Linked DNA regions of Homo sapiens: region 1 is linked to region 2. A link is an interaction called in ENCODE POLR2A ChIA-PET data of the cell type or tissue named here. Cell type or tissue: PC-3. All regions are shown on one strand. Each heading gives the region's core, and the rest is flanking DNA. Links, peaks and the distances in the headings are about the cores only. Region 1 has its middle 130 kb from the start of FST. Region 2 overlaps ARL15 (ARF like GTPase 15).

The links. Peaks named below come from ENCODE experiments on the same cell type or tissue, not always from the same donor. Only the 100,000 strongest peaks of a DNase experiment are listed, where the experiment ranks them.
Region 1: POLR2A ChIA-PET joins it to region 2 with 5 read pairs; 2 of 35 experiments call an interaction of 5 or more read pairs at or near these places.

What each region holds. Positions count from the first base shown.
Region 1 is chr5:53,345,161-53,355,565 of GRCh38, forward strand. No RefSeq gene overlaps it. Among named protein-coding and RNA genes, the nearest start is that of FST, 130 kb to the right of the region's middle. RefSeq lists an enhancer at 5,989-6,588. In PC-3, for the core only: no CTCF peak of the experiment used is centred there; a DNase peak (open chromatin) is centred at 6,021; H3K27ac peaks cover 4,722 bases.
Region 2 is chr5:54,230,368-54,240,772 of GRCh38, forward strand. All of the region lies in intron 1 of ARL15 (ARF like GTPase 15), which reads right to left. Among named protein-coding and RNA genes, the nearest start is that of ARL15, 75 kb to the right of the region's middle. In PC-3, for the core only: a CTCF peak has its summit at 4,376 (motif pointing left); no DNase peak of the experiment used is centred there.

The sequences.
Region 1 (10,405 bases), core at 1,339-9,338, 890 kb before region 2:
CTGAACTGAACCTGAATGGCCTGTTTCATTTCTCCCATAATAATGTTTGCTGAAGTTCACTGAGAAGTTGCCATGTATCAGCCACTGTTCTAAATGCCCATACCTTATTTGATCCTCATAACAAGAAATAAAGTAGGTGCTATTATTATCCCTATTTTATAATTATCTGAGAAAACTGAGGCACAGATAATTTAAGCAACTTTTCCAAGATCACTTTCTCAGAACATATATCTCAATTTTTGGTTAAGTAAAAAATATTTGGCTAGGCACAGTGACTCATGCCTGTAATCCCAACACTTTGTGAGGCCGAGGTAGGAGCATCATTTGAGGCCAGAATTTCAAGACTAGCACTAGCAACACAGCAAGATAGCAAGACCCCATCTCTACAAATAATAATAATAATAATAATTAAGTGTCATGGCATGCCCCTGTAGTCACACTACTTGGGAAGCTGAGGTGGGAGGATTGCTTGGGCCCAGGAGTTCAAGGTTACAGTGAGCTATGATCACGCACTGCACTCAGCCTGGGGAAAAAAAAACCACACATATATTTACATATTACAAATATTTATTTCCAGGCTACAAAATCTTATACAGACAACTTGCTAGAAAAAAAGTAAAAATAGAAAGGGACAGACATCAAGAACATAGGGCATGGAAGAAGGTGCTTTCTAGGGACTTCATTAGTAGGTGCTCATTTTTAAAAGCTGATTAGAAATGTTTTTTGGAGTTAGAGGTCAGGCATCTATCTTCTACTAATTAATAGCAAGCCTCATTTAACATATTTAACTCTCACAGTCTCATTTTACTTATTTTTTTAATTCATCTGAAAAAGTTGAGTACTAATTTATTCCCTACCATAACAGTAGCCACTATATCAATGAAGATGCTTTAAGTTGCAGGTAAAATACTCCACCATCAGTAACAAAATAATAAAAACATTTTTCTCTCTCACATAATAAGAATCCTAGGAGTGGCATTTCCAGATTAGTTCAGTGGCTCAGCCAGGATCTTCTTCCAATCCCACATTTCCACTCTTCTCCATGAATTGGCCTTTGGCCCTTAGACTTGTCACCTCTTAGTCAAGAGATGACTGTCTGAGCTCTAGATATCATGTCCTTACGTAGTAGCATCTAAACTAGGAAAACAAAGAAAGAGGGTCAAAGGAAAGAGCCATCTTCTTTCAAGCCTTTTGTGGAAACCCCAAACAAACTTCATCTTACATGTAATTAGCAAGAAGTGGGTCATGTAGGCACAGTAGATAATTCACAGGAAAAGAGAAATGAGGCTGGGCACGGTGGTTCATGCCTGTAATCCCAGCATTTTGGGAGGCCAAGGTGGGTGGATCATGAGGTCAGGAGTTCAAGACCAGCCTGGCCAACATGGAGAAAACCCATCTCTACTAAAAATACAAAAATTAGCAGGAAATGGTGGCACGTGCCTGTAGTCCCAGCTACTCAGGAGGCTGAGGCAGGACAATTGCTTGAAACCGGGAGGCAGAGGTTGCAGTGAGCCAAGATCACGCCACTGCACTCCAGCCTGGGCAATAGAGGGAGAGAGTGAGACTCTGTCAAAAAAAAAAAAAAAAAAGAAAGAAATGGGATTGTCAAAACAGCCTTATATGATGTATGTTTCATTAGTCCCATTGCAGACATGATCATTTAAGGCTCAGTGGGAAGAAGTAATCAGCAAATATGAGAGTCAGACTTTGACCCATATGACAACAAAGCTGCACTAGTAGTTATTGTTTGCTCAGAAGTTAGAGATGTTCCCACTGGAAATCCTTTTCAAGTATAAGAAAATGCTAAAATAAATTTATGGCTAAGACACCGAAGACAATAAATATTGCATTTTAAAGGAGGTAAAGAGCTTACAAAAGAGTCATCTGCAATCGTGTTACTTAACTCTTAAACACCTCACCCACAATGATGGTGTGAAAGGATGGGGACATTAGAAATTAGAAGGATGTTTGCAGAGTATTTCTTTTGAATGAGCAGCTCTGTGTGCCCTTCTACCCTTCATCTTGCCTGCCCTCAAGCCCAGCGTAAGGGAGTTTATTCCACAGAATCACTCAGAGAGCTCCACACATGTCTTCTGCAGTTACAGGGACCCATTGAACTAGTGTTTGGCATATATCTGGAAAACTAAAAAGCTGGTGTAGTGGATTACAAAATATGACCACAAATTCCTTTCATCATATATTCAAGCTCTTTTGCATTGTGATTTTGTTACTTCTTCCATCAAGACATGAAGTCTACTTCCTCAGCCCTTGAATCTGGGCTGGTCTTTAGACTTGTCCTGACCAAAAAATTTGCTAACAGTGATGTAATGTGACTTAAAAGTGTGGGCCTTAAGAAGCCTTGCAATTTCCACTGCTGGTTCTTGGGCAGTGCATCAAGACCACCATTTAGGAAATCAATCTCACCTGCCAGAGGATGAAAAACACAGGGTGGGGTGGGGATAGAGGGCAAGGAGAGGCACCCCAGTCAATGGCCAGCATTAACTTTAGATGTATAAACTGAGAGGGTTCAGCCCAGTCAACCCTCCAGCTGAATCCAGCTCATGAGTAAGCCCAGGAAAAACTGGTAGAAAACCCAACCAGCCTACCCAAAGAACTCTAAGACATGATAAGTCACTATTACTTGAAGCCACTGTGTGAGTTGTTGGTTACACAGCAATAGGTAACTGAAACAGCTAGCTGGCTAGTCCAAGGCAAAGGAGAGGCTGCAGCTGTACTGGAATCTGCCTACATCCCCAGAACTTGTTGAGGTAAAAGAGGCATGCACATTGACACAAATAAGAGAGAAAACTGATTTTTAAGCCATATAAAATACTTCTCAAGAGGACTGTCTCATGGTAAGCCAGTCTGGGTGGAGTGATCCAACAAGGAAAAAAGATTCTAAAAAGAAAGAGAAGAAGAAAGGAGGGAAAAGAGAGTTAGCAAAAGAAGGAGAGAGGGGAGAAAATCATGGACTAAGGAGGGAACAGACAACTTGAGAAAAATGCATCACCCATATCACAAGGCATGCAGTCAAAGGTACCCAGTGGCAGTTTCAGAAGAACTAGGTGAAGCATTCCAGGTTCAGAATGCCCAACCATCTCAGAACCCTACCAGTCAAGTAAGAACCTTCCTATCCCTCTGAATTCTCCAATATCCCCTTGGCCCAAGCCTGGCAGGATAAGAAATAACAGTTATCATGCTAGGAAAGAAAGAGAAATGCCAGATGGGAAAAAAGAAGAGAAAGGCCACTCCAAGGAGACAGCCCAAAGCAAGGCCTAGCTGGGTAGAAAGGAAGATTTAGTTTTAAATCAACTTCTAAGTTTTGATTATTACCTGAAACTAGACACAGTAAATGTCTCCATTGAGACTGTATTTTTTTTTTTTTTTCACTTTAAGGACCAAATAAGTCATGGAACTGTGCAAGTTTTCCTCTGGTGGAGGGAAAGAATTTTCCCTAATTCAAAACTTTTAAAGAGACAGTGGGAGTTAAAAGATTGCTGTTGTAGTGTTCCCTCACCCTTATCCAGGTGCCTGCTTCCGGGGACTTTACACAAAGTGGCTTAAGAAAAGCCACTTGGAGAGTAGGTAAATTCATTTGTGAGTTCCGCTAGTGATGTGATGGTTGCTGGGAAGTTTCTCTGGCCCCAAAAAACTCCGTTGTCACAGTGGCTAAAAGTCCACCATTACAGAGGCAGTCATTACAGAGGCAGTCATTTAGGCTGTCCTCAGAAGTCCTGTTTTTTAAAATACACAAATCAGGATGGGCAGCAAATCAAGTCATTGATGCATTACAGAATTGCATGTTGAAGGATGGAAATAACAAGCAGAGGGGCAGAAGGCAATGCAGGAACACACAAAAGCAGTCAAACCTCACTGAAGACTACTGCACAATTTTGCCTGGGGTTCACTCTGCACTCAGGCCAGTAGCTCCCAACTTTTCACATTCAGAAGAATTACCACGGGAGCTGGGGAAAATGCAGATTTCAAGGCTCAAGCCCTCTAATTCTATTTGATTGGTTTGTTTTGGAGTCCAGGAATCTGAATTTTAAGAAGTCCAAGGAACTGAATTTTAAGAAGCATTCAAGGTGATTCCAAGGCAGTGGGTTCATAAACCTTATTTTAGAAATACTACTTCAATATAAATAGCTAAGGATTGAAAACCAAAGCTGGTCACAAAATTCGGATACATATTTCTCTACAAAATATATTCTTGCAATAAACGAGATAAGGTTGGAACAATTTCTGAGTTCTTAGAAACATGTTATCTCTCATGCTTCCTCAGGGCTAAGTTGATTGTTATAAATACCATCAATTTAGGGGAAAATTGGGGAAAAAAACTGGAAAGTTAACTCATTAGAAGTACACATCTATTATAAGATGGATTCAGGGCTAGAATTATGAAAATGTAGAAACTTACAAGTAAGAAAAAATATTTGTTAGAATGAATTTTTAGTTCAAAATAAAAGGTTTCTTATGGTCCCCAAATTCTAAGGTGAAAATGTCATTTTCTGGGGCCTAACCCCTGAACCTCATTTTCATACTGTTTTATCCCTTCATATATTCCAACAGCAGTGAGTAAGTATTTGTTATGGACAACACACTCTTTTCCTAGAAATGGGAAGGGTTACTAGAAGTTGTCTAGGCCTCTTCCATCAAGGCAAGCATCAGTTAAACCATTCCAGGAAGACAGCTAGCCAAGCTGTTCTTCAAAGCTTTCAAGTTTTTAAAAGCTTTCCATAACTTCCCACGGAATAAGCACTCACCAGGAAGACTCTGGATGTTATTGTTAGAGGATCGAATACACAGGGAAGTGGATAATATAATTAAATGCCAGGAAGAAGTAAAAAGGCATCAGAGAGGGCCACATGCTATTTTCCAGAATTCCATCAACCTGCCACAAAGAGCCAACTCAGTCAACTCCTAAAAAGCACCTCTAATATCCATATGCAGAGAGAGCCACAGTTTAGCAGGAGTTACGGGAATTTTCTAAAACTTAAACACATTTTGCCATACATCTTGGGGAATGTTTTCAGAAAACTGAAAACTGAGGCTTTTCTAACAGATTGCCTCACATCTCAGAAAGTGGAATAGAAAGGAAGTCATTTTGTAAACTAGTATGAGAAGAAAAAACAGCATGTAAATCTCTCTAGGCAGAGAAATTGTTGGTCCTATGAATTTAAATTCATAGACTAAAAATCTGTCAGCCTTTTCCAGATTCTCTCACAACATCATGCCTCCTCCAACGCTTAAGCACTAATTGATTCATTTTCTGTTTTATCGGATTTAAAGTCATTTTAGTCACTATTTTTAACTGTTTTCTCATTTACGGTCCTCCTCCCTCCCTTTGCTTCGAGGCCCCACATTAAATTATACATTCTCTCACATGGCTCATTATCTTACATTTTTTTCTGTCATTCTGCAGCTGCTGTCCTGCGTTCCTGCCTCAGCTTTGTTTAGTGCCAAAGAGCTGTTTTTTCTAACACTTCAAAAACACATGGCATTTTTTATGGGCACAAGTATCTTCACTTCTGTCAAATAAAAAATTGATTCATAAGGGAAACATTTTAAGTATGTAGGTGTCTTGCAAGAAAATTAAGTAGCTCATTAAAAAAATAAGTATGCCTGAGGAGGGATAAAACCATAACCTGAAAATTGAACATAAATGTCTTTGCTTTTAAGAATATTTGGATATTTGTAGATTCCCTTCGTGATCTTTTTGTTAGTTTGTTTTTACCCTTCGTGCAATTTACCTTTTACCATATTCTCATTTATAAGATTCTGGACTCCATACAGAAAGAGCAGGTAACTTTTACCCTAATGTTATCTCTGCTTTATAAGTAATGTGAAAAATGTTAAACATACAGAACTAAGAGGGAATCTGAGTTCCACATAGTAGCAGATACTGTTGGTGCCCTTTGTTATGTCCTGTAGCTCTGCAAGCAATCAGACCTGAGGATAAGAAGTGATTTGGTCTGACAATGGTATTTAGCCTCAAGTGGTTTCTTTCTAAGCCTTGTTTACCATCTTTCTCTCCCTGTATATTTAATGTTGACAGTCAGTTAGTCATGTCATGAGTCTTCTCACAGTGTACAGTAGCATAGAGTAAAATAGTGTTCCGCCCAGATCTCCTCAAATCATTCTCCATTTTTGTGTGCCATTCTCCGTTGGTAATACTTCACTTCCAATAACCAGCACCTACTCTTTTTAGAAGAACTGCTCAGGCTACTAGAGTCTCTTCGCATGCATGCTTGGGAGAAACCCAAAATTCAAGTGATTGAGAGAGAGAGAGCAGAGGAGACAAAATGGCCTTCAAGGAGTGCAGGGGTAGGAAACCCAGCTCCCCTGGATGTGTCATGACAACTCTGTGGCACAACTTGCACTCCAGAGCCCCCCTGTGGATAAGGCTGATGAAATGTTCAGCAGAACCTTGAGATGGATCTTTGTTTGGCTTCCTACTTCCTGTCCTGCTTCCCATTCATTCCCTGAACTTCCCTGTGACACTTCCTTTAAAAATCACTTGCCTTTAAAAAATTAGTTCCTTTTAAAATCTTTGTCTTGTAATCTGCAACTGTGGAATCTAACCTAAGACCACTGGCGAGATCCTTGAAGTACAGGATTATGAATGGCAAAGATTTACATCATTAATTATAGAATTAAAGGATGTCTAAACTTAGAGGGTTTCAGATATCAGGTATCAGAGAGATGAGTTAGCTCACCTGTATTAGTCCACTTACATACTACTATAAAGATACTACCAGAGACTGGACAATTTATAAATGAAAGAAGTTTAATTGACTCAGTTCTGCTTGGCTGGGGAGGCCTTAGGAAATTTACAATCATGGAGGAAGGAGAAACCGTCACTTCTTACATGGTGGCAGGCAAGGAAAGAATAAGCAAGAAAGGAACTACCAAACACTTATAAAACCATCAGGTCTCATGAGAACTCACTCACTATCATAAGAACAGCATGCAGGGAACTGCCCCCATGATCCAATCACTTCCCACCAGGTCTCTCCCTCAACACCTGCGGGTTACAATTCAAGATGAGATTTGGATGGAGACACAGAGGCAAACCATATTAATGCCCAAGTGCTCAAAGCTAGGATACAGCAGGATGAATCCAAAAACCCAGACCTCTGACTCAAAGATCACTGTTCTTTCTACCATTTGTGCTTTATTCTGAGTTTTCCAACATGACTATTGGACTATATATAGAGTTAGAGTCAAAATCAATTAATTCAAGATTGAAATTTTTATTTATGGTATGCCTTAAAGAAAAGCACGGATGTAAACTCAGTTGCAAATTAAATAAATTCAGGGTTTTAAAAAAATCCTTTTTCTTTTTTTTTCTTTTCCTATCTCTCTTCCTCCATCCACACACGTATACTACAACAGGCAATACTATAAGGAAGAATTTTGACATTGATTCGGAACACACTCACCCACTGAGAAGCTTGTTTGCTTGCTGCATCAGCACAAATGTCAATCAAAATGAGCAAGCAGTCTTTTTTCCTTCAAACTACCCATTTTCCTGAGAAACCCCAGGGGATACAAGCCAAAACTTTCCTAGGTGCTCTCCCTCATAACCAAAAGGTGAAATGAGTACATACATACGAACGAGCATGACTAGAATTACTTGTAAATAATGAAGGAACATGCAACATTCTCTCCCTTGTCACATCTTCCCAGAGCATAAGCCAAAAAGGCATCTGCTTTTTTACCATGAAGTCAAGGGCACCAAAAAGACAGCCTGACCAAATTGGTGCCCTTCTTCAGAGATATGCCAACTGTCAGAACTTCTCAATAGTGTAGTCCTTCCTTTGGGCAAAGCACACTCTTCAGGGAGCCTCTGTTAAATACATAAATGAATTTCCTTGGAATAATTACAGATTAACTCATTCTCAGCTTTTAACCCATTAGCAATAATTTATTCCTCACAGTAGGCTCCAAATTACATAAAACAGACAAGTTTCAAAGGGCAGGAGATTAGAAAATTCCTTAATCTTTGTTCTTTTGGGCTGCTATAACAGAATACCATAGCTTAAATGTTATAAACAACAGAAGTTTATTTCTCACAGTTCTGGGGGCTGGGACCCCCAAGATCAAAGTACCACCAGATTCAGCATCTGTTGAGGGCCCATTTCCTGGTTCAGAAATGGCAGTCTTCCCTCTGTGTATTGACATAGAAGGGATAAGTAGAGCTCTCTAGAGTTTCCTTTATAAGGTCACTAATCCTATGCATGAGGGCTTCATCCTTATGACCTAATCACCTCCCAAAGGCCGCACCTTCAAATATCATCACATTGGAAATCAGCATTTCAACATATGAACTCAGGGGAAGGGGACACAAATATTCAGTAGGTAGAACCCATCCAGGTATGCTAGAGGACTCCTGAAGCTTCAGAGCCAGAGGAAGCACTATAGTGGGGGTTGGGCTGTAGGCACCAAGAGGATGCTTTAAGGACACTGGGCACCCAGCAGAGGGTATGAGTGAAGACCACCTGGGTCCAAATCTGCCACATGCATGCTGTGTGATCTTGGGCAAAGAAACTTGACTTCTTTAAGCCTCCTCATCTCATCTGTCGAATGGGAGGAATAATGGCACCTACTTCATAGGGTTGTCATGAGAATTCAGGGCAGTTATATAAACAGCATCCTTAGGCTCATAGTATGGCTTCAGAGTAAGGCTTCAAAATTGTGAGTTATATTTATTGCTGTTGATATTATTATTATTTTCAGGAAATGAAACAATGAAAGGGAAGTTTCTAAAGGTGATTTTGGGACAAATTTCAATGACCATAATTTTGCTTATGTCTGCCCAGTTCTACTGATCATAAAATGTCAAAACGAAACTATTTACAAGAACACTAAGCACATTGGCATACCATAACATTCAGTCACATTATCAGAATAAAGTGTTGTAATCTTGTTTCTTCTCTCTGTTCACCGTATGCCTCTCCTGCATTTTTCCTGTTTCTTTGTACTTTCTTTTTTTTTTTTTTTTTTGAGATGGAGTTTCACTCTTGTCACCTGGGGTGGAGTGCAATGACACAATCTCAGCTCACAGCAACCTCCGCCTTCAGGATTCAAGTGATTCTCCTGCCTCAGTCTCCCAAGTAGCTGGGATTATAGGTTCATGCCACTACGCCAGGCTAATTTTTGTATTTTTTAGTAGAGACAAGGTTTCACCATGTTGGCCAGGCTAGTCTCGAACTCCTGACCTCTGGTGATCCACCCACCTCGGCCTCCCAAAGTGCTGGGATTACAGGCGTGAGCCACTGCGTCAGGCCTTTATTTTTCTTTGTTCAACAAATGTTCCTTTGTTTTGCTTTGAAATATAGGTAATATGTGTATAAGTTAGAAATTTAATACTACCTACTAAATTATTGGTTTTTCTACCTGCTTTCAACATTTGCATTTATTCATTCATGAATTTGACAAATAATGTGTGAGTTCTCCCATGTGCCAGGCACTATGTCAGGAGCTGAGAGAGTGCTAAACAGGGCAGATGAATATCCACAGATGCAAAGGGTATGTTCCACATTACAACTCCTAAGCAGTGCCCCTCTAAACCTCCCTCTTCTCTTCCCGAAGAACACTTGGTAGATTTTACAAGAGGTAAAATCGTCTCTTGAACTACAGGTTCTAAAGTTTAACCTGGAGCATGTAGAGTGATAGGCATACTTACTCCTGGGTAGAGTTTCTAACCTGGCTCCTGGGAGGGTCGTTAAAGATTTGGGAACTCCAAGTTTCATTCTTCTTCAATTATGCCTCTAAATTTAAGAGGTATTAACAGAGTAGCTTTTGGAAATCAAACAAGAGAATTCTGAAATATAGAAAGAAGTCAGGCCACAGAGGAGGACATGAGAACACTAAACTCTGAAGTCTGTAAAAGAAGCCTGTTAAATTTTCATCATTTTCACTAGAGTGTTTGTCATTGTTGATCTTGTATGGAATCTAATAGTTCTAATGAAAAATGTGTTAGGCCTTGGGTCCAAGGATATCATCATTATAAGTGCATAAGTGCCTAGGACAATATAAATCTCTCTACAGTGCTGCTATTGTGGACTTTGATCCATGATGTATTAGTTACTTATTTATTGATTTATAAAAATGAGCTGTTAAGCTTTTCCTGAGAAGTCCAAGGGCACATGAACAAAATGTAAGAAATATATAGCCACAAAAAATAAACCATGAAGTATAAACCAGAACCCCTAATGTCCAGGGCACGCTGCCTAGGTGAGTAGGATGAATCAAAAATACACTTTCTAGACACACCCTGAATGTCAACAAACAAGAACTCTGTAAAACCCAAAGAAGGAAGTTATATAATAAGGGCTTATATGAGACATAATATACATTGGCAAAACCCTGATCTAAACATGATGAATTTATTTACATTTGG
Region 2 (10,405 bases), core at 1,142-9,141:
GAAAAGAAAAAGAAAAAGAAAGAATGAAAAGAAAAGAAAAGGTGAACCAAAAAAGCACAAAGAAGGAAGAAGAGAATGTCCTGAATGGCCTTTCCCAACCACCAAAGACATGCACCCAGATGCCTCAATACGGTCTCCTCAAATGCCATGGGACTACGTCAAAAATATATATATATCTTTCCAATGAACCAGCTCCTGCTCTTGATTTTCCTATTTCTCTCAAAGAAATGATCACTTTCCCAGCCAGCTGGACTTGGAAAAGGTGTCATCTGGACCCTCTCCTCCTCTGTGAGGTATGAGCAAGTCTTCCCTGTAATCCTGTCCTCTCCCTCTGTGCGCCCTCATCCAGGTTCTCACTCCCTAGGGCCTTTTTCTTGTTCCTATGCATCCAGCATTTTCCCTTAGAGATCCCAGTATAATAAATTACTCAAATATGTGCAGTCCTTTGTAGTTACAATGTGCTTTTGCCATATTTTCTATTTTAGTTTTATTTTTGAGTATATAACAGCTTGGTAGGTAAGCAAAAAAAATACTATTTCTATTTTACAGGAGATGAAAGAAATATTGAGAGGAATTAAGTGATTTGGCCATTGCCACTACAGAATCTCACTAATAGCATTTTTACCTAGATCAGTAGCCCATTTCTCTCTCCTGCTCTCTGTTCCTCTTTCTCTCTCTCCCTCTTTCCCCTGCTCTTTCTGGTCTCCAGCACTGTATAAGCCAGTTGCTTGGGGAATGTTTCCACGTGGATATCCCACAAACACATTAAACTCATCATGATGAAAACCAAATGCACCCTTGGCTCCTCTCAACTTGCTGCTCTGCTGTTCTCTAGTTCAGTGAACAAGGATCACCCACCTAGAAACCTGGAAGTCCTGACTCCTCATTCTCCTTCACTGACCCATCCAGTCACCAATTTTCAAGTCTACAAAACTATTAAACTGTTTCTCGAAACCAAGTTTCTCTCAATCCCCACTGCCCACTTCTGCCACCCTCATCCAGCCTATAACATCCACTTCTCTGTCTCTCTCATAACACTCTTATCTGCACAGCCCCAGTCAATCCATCCCTCACACTTCACCTTGAATAATCTTTCACTCTGCTTCTTACAACATTTTGATGTCTCACCAAAACCCTCAAAATAAAAACCAAGCTCCTTAACAAGGCTGGCAGAGCTCATCAGCTTCTCTGGGTGGTAACTCCTTATCTTAGCTTAGGCTACCATGACAAAATACCAAGACCCTGGGTGGCTTAAACAACAGAAATGTATTTTCTCACAGTTCTGCAGGTCGGAAAGTCCAAGATCAAAGTTTGAGAGGGTTCAGTTTCTGATGAGGGCTCTATTTCTGGCTAGCAAACCATTACTTTGTCCTCACATGGCCTTTCCTTGGTGCATGAGTGTGGAGAGTGAGGGAGCTTTCTGGTGTTTTTAAAATAAGGACACTAGTAGTATCAGATTAGGGCCCCACTTTTAAGACCTCATTTAACCCTAATTCCCTCCATATAGACCCTATCTCCAAACGTAGTCACTGGGGGACAGAGCCTCAACATATGAACTTGGGGAGACACAATTCAGTCCATACTCCCTCTCCAATCTCAAGTGAAGGCCTGACCACTTAGCAGTCTACGCTGCGGCCACACTGACTGCTCATGTGCTGTCTCTAAATCCAAATCCTTGTGGAGCCCTCTCCAGAACCCTCTCCTTTTCCTTAGGCTCCCTATACCTTTTGCTTAACTAACCCCTCACTCTTTAAGTCTCAGCCTCCATAGTCTTAGTTCTTCCAAAAAGTCCTGCAATCTGACCTGCAAGCCCTTTCCCCTCTGGGATTAGAGGCCCTCACCAAATGTTCCCATGATCCTGACCACATTTGCCTGTATCCTTTACTAGATTCTTGGCTCTTTGACAGCAGGTACTGAGGCTGTCTGTTCACGGCTGCAACCCTAACATAACCCAAGAGCACTATTAATACATAGTGCTCTTTCAATAAATATCATTGTCAAATGCCATTCTCAAAAAGGTAGGCAGAAAAACAGGAAGGGAAGGAGAGACCAGAGTAAGCAATGGCTCCTTACTATCTATGGAAAAAAGTTTCCAGTTGTTCTGACATTCGAAGCTCCCTTCCACTGGGCCTCAAGACCCTAAGTTCATATTTGAAAGGCTGCACAGGAGAAAGCAGAGCCTTATGCTGCATTTGGGGGTAAAAATAGAACCAACAGGTAGAAATATGGGAGAAACAGGGCAGAGTGGGAAGGGCAGGGGTGCTTAATTAAAGACGCATGCCCACCTACCAGGAAAGCCACAAAATTGCTTCTCAGAACTTGTGTTCAGGGACCTCTCCGGTCTGCTCTGCCTTCAAGACACATTCTTTTCTCCTCTGATTTCCTCTATTCCCACAAGAGCCATCAATTGGAGTCTACCCTCAGCCCCTTGTTCGGCTGACACTCATGTTCACCCCTGCCCTCATACACCATCCTTGTTTGCAATGGCTTCACAACACCCAGTTCTATGCTTCTCCTAGTCCAGCCGTTTTCAATGTGTGCATGGACTCCTGAGGGTCCCCAAGACCCTTTCAGAGGATCTGCAGGATCAAAACTAATGTCATCATACTAAGACATTATTTACCTCTTGCATTGTGTTTGCATTAACATTGATGGAGAGAGTGAGTGAGTGAAACTGCTGGCCCTTTAGCACAAATCATGCTGGTGGCACCAAACTCTACCAGCTGCCATTGTGTTTTACATAAAAATGGCCTTGATGAAGCAGTAAACTATCAATTTTATTAAATCTTGACACGTTACTATTCTGTGTGATGAAATACATACAAAACATTTCTGCTCTATGTAAAAGTCTAAGGGTTGTCTCAAGGAAAAGTACTCGTGAACCTAACTAACTTCTCTTTTCATGGAACACCATTTTTACTTGAAAAAATGACTTACAGGCAAACTATAATTATTCGAACTTGGGTATTTCACAGATATTTTCTTAAAAATAAATGAAGTGGGCATGTCAATTCAAGGAAAACAACTGTTAGTATTTGTTGCCAGTGATAAAATTCAAGCTTTCAAATGAAAATTAAATTCTTAGAAAACTTGTATCTGCCATCATGAACTTGACATATTTACAAGACTGATATTGTGTTAACATTTGGAAGATTTACATAACTAGATGAACCAATATTTTCCAAGACCAATGTGTAATATTACAAAGTCATGCCTGAGCAAAAGAGTCTTTCAAGGTCCAAGAGAGACTACTGGCTTTTAACATAACTAACTAGAATAAGTTCACTGATATGGTTTCAGGTTCCACATGGCAACTAGCCCCTAAGGAACTACCATTTGATTGTTTAGATATAGAATCACAGAAGACTACTCACAATTATCAGAAAAGGCTATTAAAATATTCTTTTCCAACTTCATAGCTGCGTGGGGTTGAATTTTCTTCACATACTTTAACCAAAACACACAACAGATTAAATGCAGAGGCAAATATGAGACTCTAGCTGCCCTCTATTAACCCAGACATTAAAAAGATCTGCAAAGAGGTAAAACAATGCCATTTTCTCACTAATTTTTGTTTTGGAAAATATAGTTCTTTTTCATTTAAATGTTATTCATATTAACATGTAATGGGTTTATTTTTATTTATTTTTTGAGACAGTCTCGCTCTGTTGCCAGGCTGGTACAACGGCAAGATCTCAGCTCACTGCAACCTCTGCTTCCCTGATTCAAGCAATTGTCCTGCCTCAGCTTCCCAAGTAGCTGGGATTATAGGCGCGTGCCACCAAGCCCGGCTAATTTTTTTATTTTTGTAGAGATGGGGTTTCTCCATGTTGGCCAGGTCTCGAACTCCTGGCATCAGGTGATCCGCCCGTTTCAGCCTCCCAAAGTGCTGGGATTACAGGCTTGAGCCACCAGGCCTGGCCCGTTACTATTGTTATTTTTAAATGCATTAGTAAAAAAAAAAAAAATTTTAATTGCTAGAACATTAAATATCAATACCCACATTAATAAAAGCTATTTGGGAGCCTTAATAATTATCAATGGTGTAAAGGGGTCCTGAGACCAAAAAGTTTGACTTCACCAGGTGTTTGAACACTACAGATCCCATCTTGCCCATGAAGCTTCCCTAGACATCCCCACCCCACCGTGCTCCCTTCTGCATCCTACAATAGCATCCACTGGTAAGGCCACTATTTTAATAATGATATGGTTGCTTTATACTAATGAATTATGTTTTTGTACAACAGTCTCCTAGTGTCCATGTTTAAGAATTTAAGGGACTTTGCTTTCCAAAGCTGTTAACCCAACTAGCTCTGTGAAAGTGAAACAAAATTATGGACTTAAATTTCTGTCTGTGTCAAAAAAGAGTAAAATGCACCCTCTAGTGGACTTGTAAGCTCACAGAACACAAAATAAATTTATTGGATTGTCAGAAGAATTACAACTCCGTCCCAGAAAATTCAGATTATAAAATAATAATATATGAGCATAGGGAAATTAATTTTAATTTTTTGATAATATGTTTTTAAAAGAGCTAAGAAAATGTGAAACCAAATCTAGTTTGAATGTAGTTCATAACTAAATGCAAAAGTAAACCTGAGGTCACACACAAAAAACTTCTTTCTTAAATTCCTATGAATTGATTATACATCGGCTATCCAAAATAATCTGTTCAAATTATGTCTTATTAACTACTTATAACTTTAAATACATAGAAGCATTAACATGGATAAAGTTGGGATTATTATTAGTTCAATTTCCAAATATTAAAACTACACTCAACTTACAACCTGGGCATTCCAATGGCCTTCACAAAATCTGAAAAAGGACCTTTGAAGGATAAGAACCAATGCTTGGGGTATACTTTTAACTCTGTATGTTAATGTTAAAAGGATTTAATTCTATGCATCTTTCTCTAGGATGACATAAGAAAAACAGTGTAAAAATACACTCAACCTTATCAGATAAAATAATGTAATGACATGGAAAGAAGTCTGAAATATATGGTTAAACTAAAAAATGTAGTCACAGAATAACGGGTGGCATGATCTAATTTATGTTTTAAAAAATGTACGCACGTGTACCCATGTTTATGAGCACATATGCACGTTAATTCTATAGTTAAACCTTTTTTTTTTTTTTGAGACAAGGTCTCGCTCTGTCACCCAAGCTGTAGTACAGTGGCTCGCTCATGCCTCACTGCAGCCTTGCTCCTGGGCTCAGCCTCCCAAGTAGCTGGGAATATAGGCATGTGCCACCACACCCAGCTAATTTTTATAATTTTTGTAGAGACAGGGCTTCAACATGTTGCCCAGGCTGGTCTCGAACTCCTGGGTTCAAATGATCTGCCTGTCTTGGCTTCCCAAAGTGCTGGGATTACAGGTGTGAGCCACCACCCCGGGCTATAGTAAAGTATTAACATTTGTTATTTCTGGCAAGGAATATGCATTAGTAGCAAAAATAATGGAAGGGCATTTGACTATACTTCTATACTGTTAAGATGCTGTGAGCATTTTTAATTCAAAATAATCAAATATGGAATTTTTAAGGAAATTACAGTTATAATTAATTCAAAGAACTGTATGAAATGGGAATTGTTATTTCATCAACTAGGACATTAAAAGGTTTGAGTAACAATAAGAAATTTGATATAGCTATTTGGTTTTTAAATCATTAGACTGGAAAAGAAAATTTTTTAAATGGCTTTATCACCAGAACACAATGTCTGATTCCTCTGATGATAATGCAAGCTGAAGTGGTATATAAAATCCTCTCTGCCACTTTTAAACTCTGGCAGAGATAGCTACTCCTTCCAACTGATAGTGTCTGATCGGATAACTATGTTCCTTTTTAAACTCTCAAATTCTATAATTTCTGAAGTGCTGAGATACTGTCATAGTTATGGAAGCATTTTCTAGCTTTGAGTTTTTATAGATCTAGCCTCAGCCATACAGCCTGGTGGGTACAGGTACTTTAAGTGAATAACTGGCTTTATTAATCTCAACTGGAAGTGGCCGAGTTGAACTGAAACTAAACACAGACACACACACACACACACACACACACACACACACACACAAATCAGTAGTATTACCAAACTACAACCACTAAGGAGCATACTCATCCAATTTTAATTTGAGCATCAGACGCAAAAAGACAGAAACAATATGTATGCTTCGTCTGTCATTCTAATCTGAACACACAATGTCTTCAAGTCAACAACTTAGGTAGATGGAGCAGACTGGCCAAAAATAAATTTCTATTGGCAACACTTCTGTGAAATTCTACTGGTCCTTTATAATGTGCCAGTGTTTCACTCTCTAATCATATATTGCCCAGTGCATACATTCATTTAAACAAAATCCTTCTTTTCTTCAAGTAATTAAAACTCTTTAATCTTTTATCTATTTTAAGCCTACTTCCATTAATATTTGTATTTAGACATTTGTCTAAAGTGAAAAGTGTCCCACCAGAGCATGCTGAACCTTGGTATCTTCCTTGTGAATAAAATTTAGCTGGACACATAGCCACTCAACTACAGAATGCAGTTTCCAGACTCCTTTGCAGCCAGGTATGGCCGTACGACATCATTGGAACATGAGTGAAAATGATGTGTACAAAGGAATTGTTTGTTCTCCTTTTCCACTCTTTTCACTTCTGATATGGTTTGGCTGTGTCCCCACCCAAATCTCATCTTGAATTGTAGCTCCCATAATCCCCACGTGTTGTGGGAGGGACCTGGTGGGAGGTAATTGAATCATGGGAGTGGGTTTTCCCCCAGCTGTTCTCGTGATAGTGAATAAGTGTCAAGAGATTTGGTGGGTTTATAAAGGGGAGTTCCCCTGCAAATGCTCTCTTGCCTGCCACCATGCAAGGCATGCCTTTGCTACCCCTTCCCATTCTGCCATGATTGTAAGTTTCCTGAGGCCTCACCTGCCATGTGGAACTGTGAGTCCACTAAACCTCTTTTTCTTTATAAATTACCCAGTCTCTAGTATGTCTTTATTAGCAGCATGAGAATGGACTAATACAACTTCCCTATTGGTAGAGAAGTACCCTGAAGTATTAGAACATTATACAATTATCTTAATAGAAACAGCATGCTGACAATGCATGATCAGACAGGTAGATCAATATAGACACCAAAAAGGGGGAATACATCTAAGTACATACAGGGAATAACAAAAAGCAGTAGCATTTTATGTAAATTAGTATTGTCTATTTAAAAGGAAAGAAGACTATTAATAAAGTCAGTAAAAACGCATCAAGAATAACACAATCTGAAACCTGGCACAGAGAATGCAAACTGTGTTTTTAAGACTGTTACCACCTGAGGGCACTACTTCAGCTGACTAGAAGAAATGCGGGTGATCCTTTGTAGAATTTGTCTTGAATTTGCCAAACCTTCAAAAATAATTTTTTAGCCAAAAATGATCACTGTCGTATCTACGGTTAATGTAGCATGTCAAAAAGCGGGAAACAGATGGATGACTCACCAAATGGGGCTGGGCAACCAACTAACCATATGAGGGGGAAAAGCAAAGTTGCATCCCTACTTCACTACTTACTCTAAAATAATTCCACTGGGATTTGAATTTTAAATAGAAAAAACAAATCCACAAGAGTACCAGAGGACGTTTACTATAATAATAATTTTTAAATCTTTATATTTTTAGGGGCAGGGAAGAGCATTCAAAGGATGAAGGAAAGCATCTGACCATTCTTTCCATATCACTAACTCCCCAACATCCTTCCTGGCATTATGGTTACCCCACCCCTGAGTTTAACAAAGTTAAAAAACAAAATGGGAATGGAAAACGAGGGAGCAACCCAGTCACTTAATTTTTCATGCCAAAGTCACTCAATTTTTTATAAGCCCAGATTCAGGGGTTGACCCTTTGTGCCCTGGAAACACTGCACGTGACCCCAGCACTGCTAGCTCCAGCTTCTGAGCCTGAAATACTCTTTAGCCTAAACCTGGCCCTAATACACACAACAATCACAAAAAACAATAAGAATAATAAAGAACCCAGCAACCGTTGGAACCCTGAGGAAGCCGACGGTGAGTGAAACCTTCCCGACTTCTAAAACCAGCTCCAAGTCAAGTCTGTGAATTTGAGTCTCGCAGGATGCCCCTTTCTTCCTGTATCACTCCGCCAGAGAATATTTTTTAGGAACATAGAGCACTAGAATGAGTGGCTATCTCTAAAGCCATCTTAAGTTTATATTCTTCAGCAGCTGACTCAATAACCTGACTTTGACATTAAGCCGACTTCACAGACCAACTGTCACTTCAAAGAACAAGAAAAACCTTGAGTAAAAGTTAAATGAAAAGTGTTTTCCAAATCACTCGCAAAGGAAACAGATCAGGTTGTTGTAATAAAGAATGTAATCAACTCATTTCATGAGCTAAAAAGGTATCCTCAGAAACAGGAACGCTTGACTCAGGGTAGACTGACTCTGTCAAAGGTTTGGGGCCTGATGTTGACGACTGGCAAAGACCGAGATGAAATGAACTCATTTTGACATTCAAGTTAGAGTTTTCTAATCTAATCCATAGCAATCATCCTGAGGTAAAATACCAAGGTGCCACTTTTATAGTCATTGATGGGGAACTAAGCCATTAATGACTCTTCTAAGTAATACAGCAGTTAGTGAGTGACAGAATCAAGACTCAGATGAGGTCCTCTGACTCTACAATCAAAGGTGTTTGACTCCATCCCTCTAGCACCCTCCATGGTGGAAACGACATTTAGGTCAATTTATAACATCCGAAAAAGACAGACTAGCTGTACAACTATTAATAGATAGGAAATTGACTTATCTTTGGGCAATGGCAAGGGAAAAGGCTTTTATGAATGCCATTTTTTTTTTTTTTGGAAAAGTAACTAACCCTATTATCCTAGGCATTGGATTTTAAAAATGCCATCTGAAATATACAGTTCAGGTATCTCTTCTGAAGTAAAATATTGGTATGTATCAGTTGGAAAAGACTCTTTTCCACCCCCCAATTGTTAGTGTAGCTAAGATGATACACTTAAGACTTACACGAGTAAAGAATCACCTCAAAGAAATGCTCAGTAAGTCTTTGGTTTCTCTGGATTGGCATAAGGGAGTCTGTGTCCCTGTAGAAGAGGCTGCCAGGGGTTCCCCAATATATATTCTCCTCTCTTTTGTAGTGAGAGAACTGAGTACATAGGCTTATGTGTTTTCCAGCCTCACTTGTAGTTAAGTGTGACCATATGTCTATGTTCTGAAATATGAGGACAAAAAGAAGTTAAATTCTAGAATGTTTCCTTAAAAAATGGGGGCATATTTTTTGCTCTTCTTCCTTTCTACTGTCTGAAACGTGGGAGTGATGGCTTTAGCTCAAATAACCATTTTGGACAATGATGTTTAAGCCACCATTGCAGATGGTGAAGCAACGAGATGGGAGGCTGGGTCCTGGAAGGTTAGGAATCCCCATACTAGCCCTAGACTATTTACCTGCAAGTCTGTTTCCCTGGGACAGAAATAACTTTCTAACTTGTTTGAACTGTTGTTCACTGGAGAGTAGAACTTAATTCTAACACATCATCGGCCGGGCGCGGTGGCTCAGGCCTGTAATCCCAGCACTTTGGGAGGCCGAGGCAGGCGGATCACGAGGTCAGGAGATCGAGACCATCCTGGCTAACACGGTGAAACCCCATCTCTACTAAAAATACAAAAAATTAGCCGGGTGTGGTGGCGGGCACCTGTAGTCCCAGCTACTCGGGAGGCTGAGGCAGGAGAATGGCATGAACCCGGGAGGCGGAGCTTGCAGTGAGCCGAGATCGCGCCACTGCACTCTAGCCTGGGCGACAGAGCGAGACTCCATCTCAAAAATAAAAAAAAAAAAAACACATCGCCAATAATTTTTTTTTTTTTGCTTTGTAATATTCAAGTCATCAGTTGGCTCAAAAGGTGTCATTAAATCATCAAAATTTTAATTTACTTCAAATTAAAAAATATTTTCCACAAGCACATGTCTGAGTATACATGCAGGTAGAGTGGGGACACTTGCAGAATTAAAAAGGATCAAAAGTCCCACTGTAAGGTACATCAAGTATCGTTGATCCACGCTTGCACAGAAACCTACTTATGTCCTTTTCACAACACCTAAAAGATTGTGTTGCCTAACATACTGTATTGCAAGTGTTCGTTTAGGAGTTTACCAACACCATTCCCACTCCCTGCCATCTAGACTAGGAAGTTTCTGGTTCACCATCAAATCCTCAATGCCTAGCATTGTGCCAGGCACTCAAAAAACTGGGTGAACATGTGAAAGACTGGCCTTCGCAATAAGGACCCTTCTCATGATTTGAAATCCTCTCAAAATACAAGTTGAGGATCCCTAATCCGAAATCCACAAAGCTCCGAAATCCAC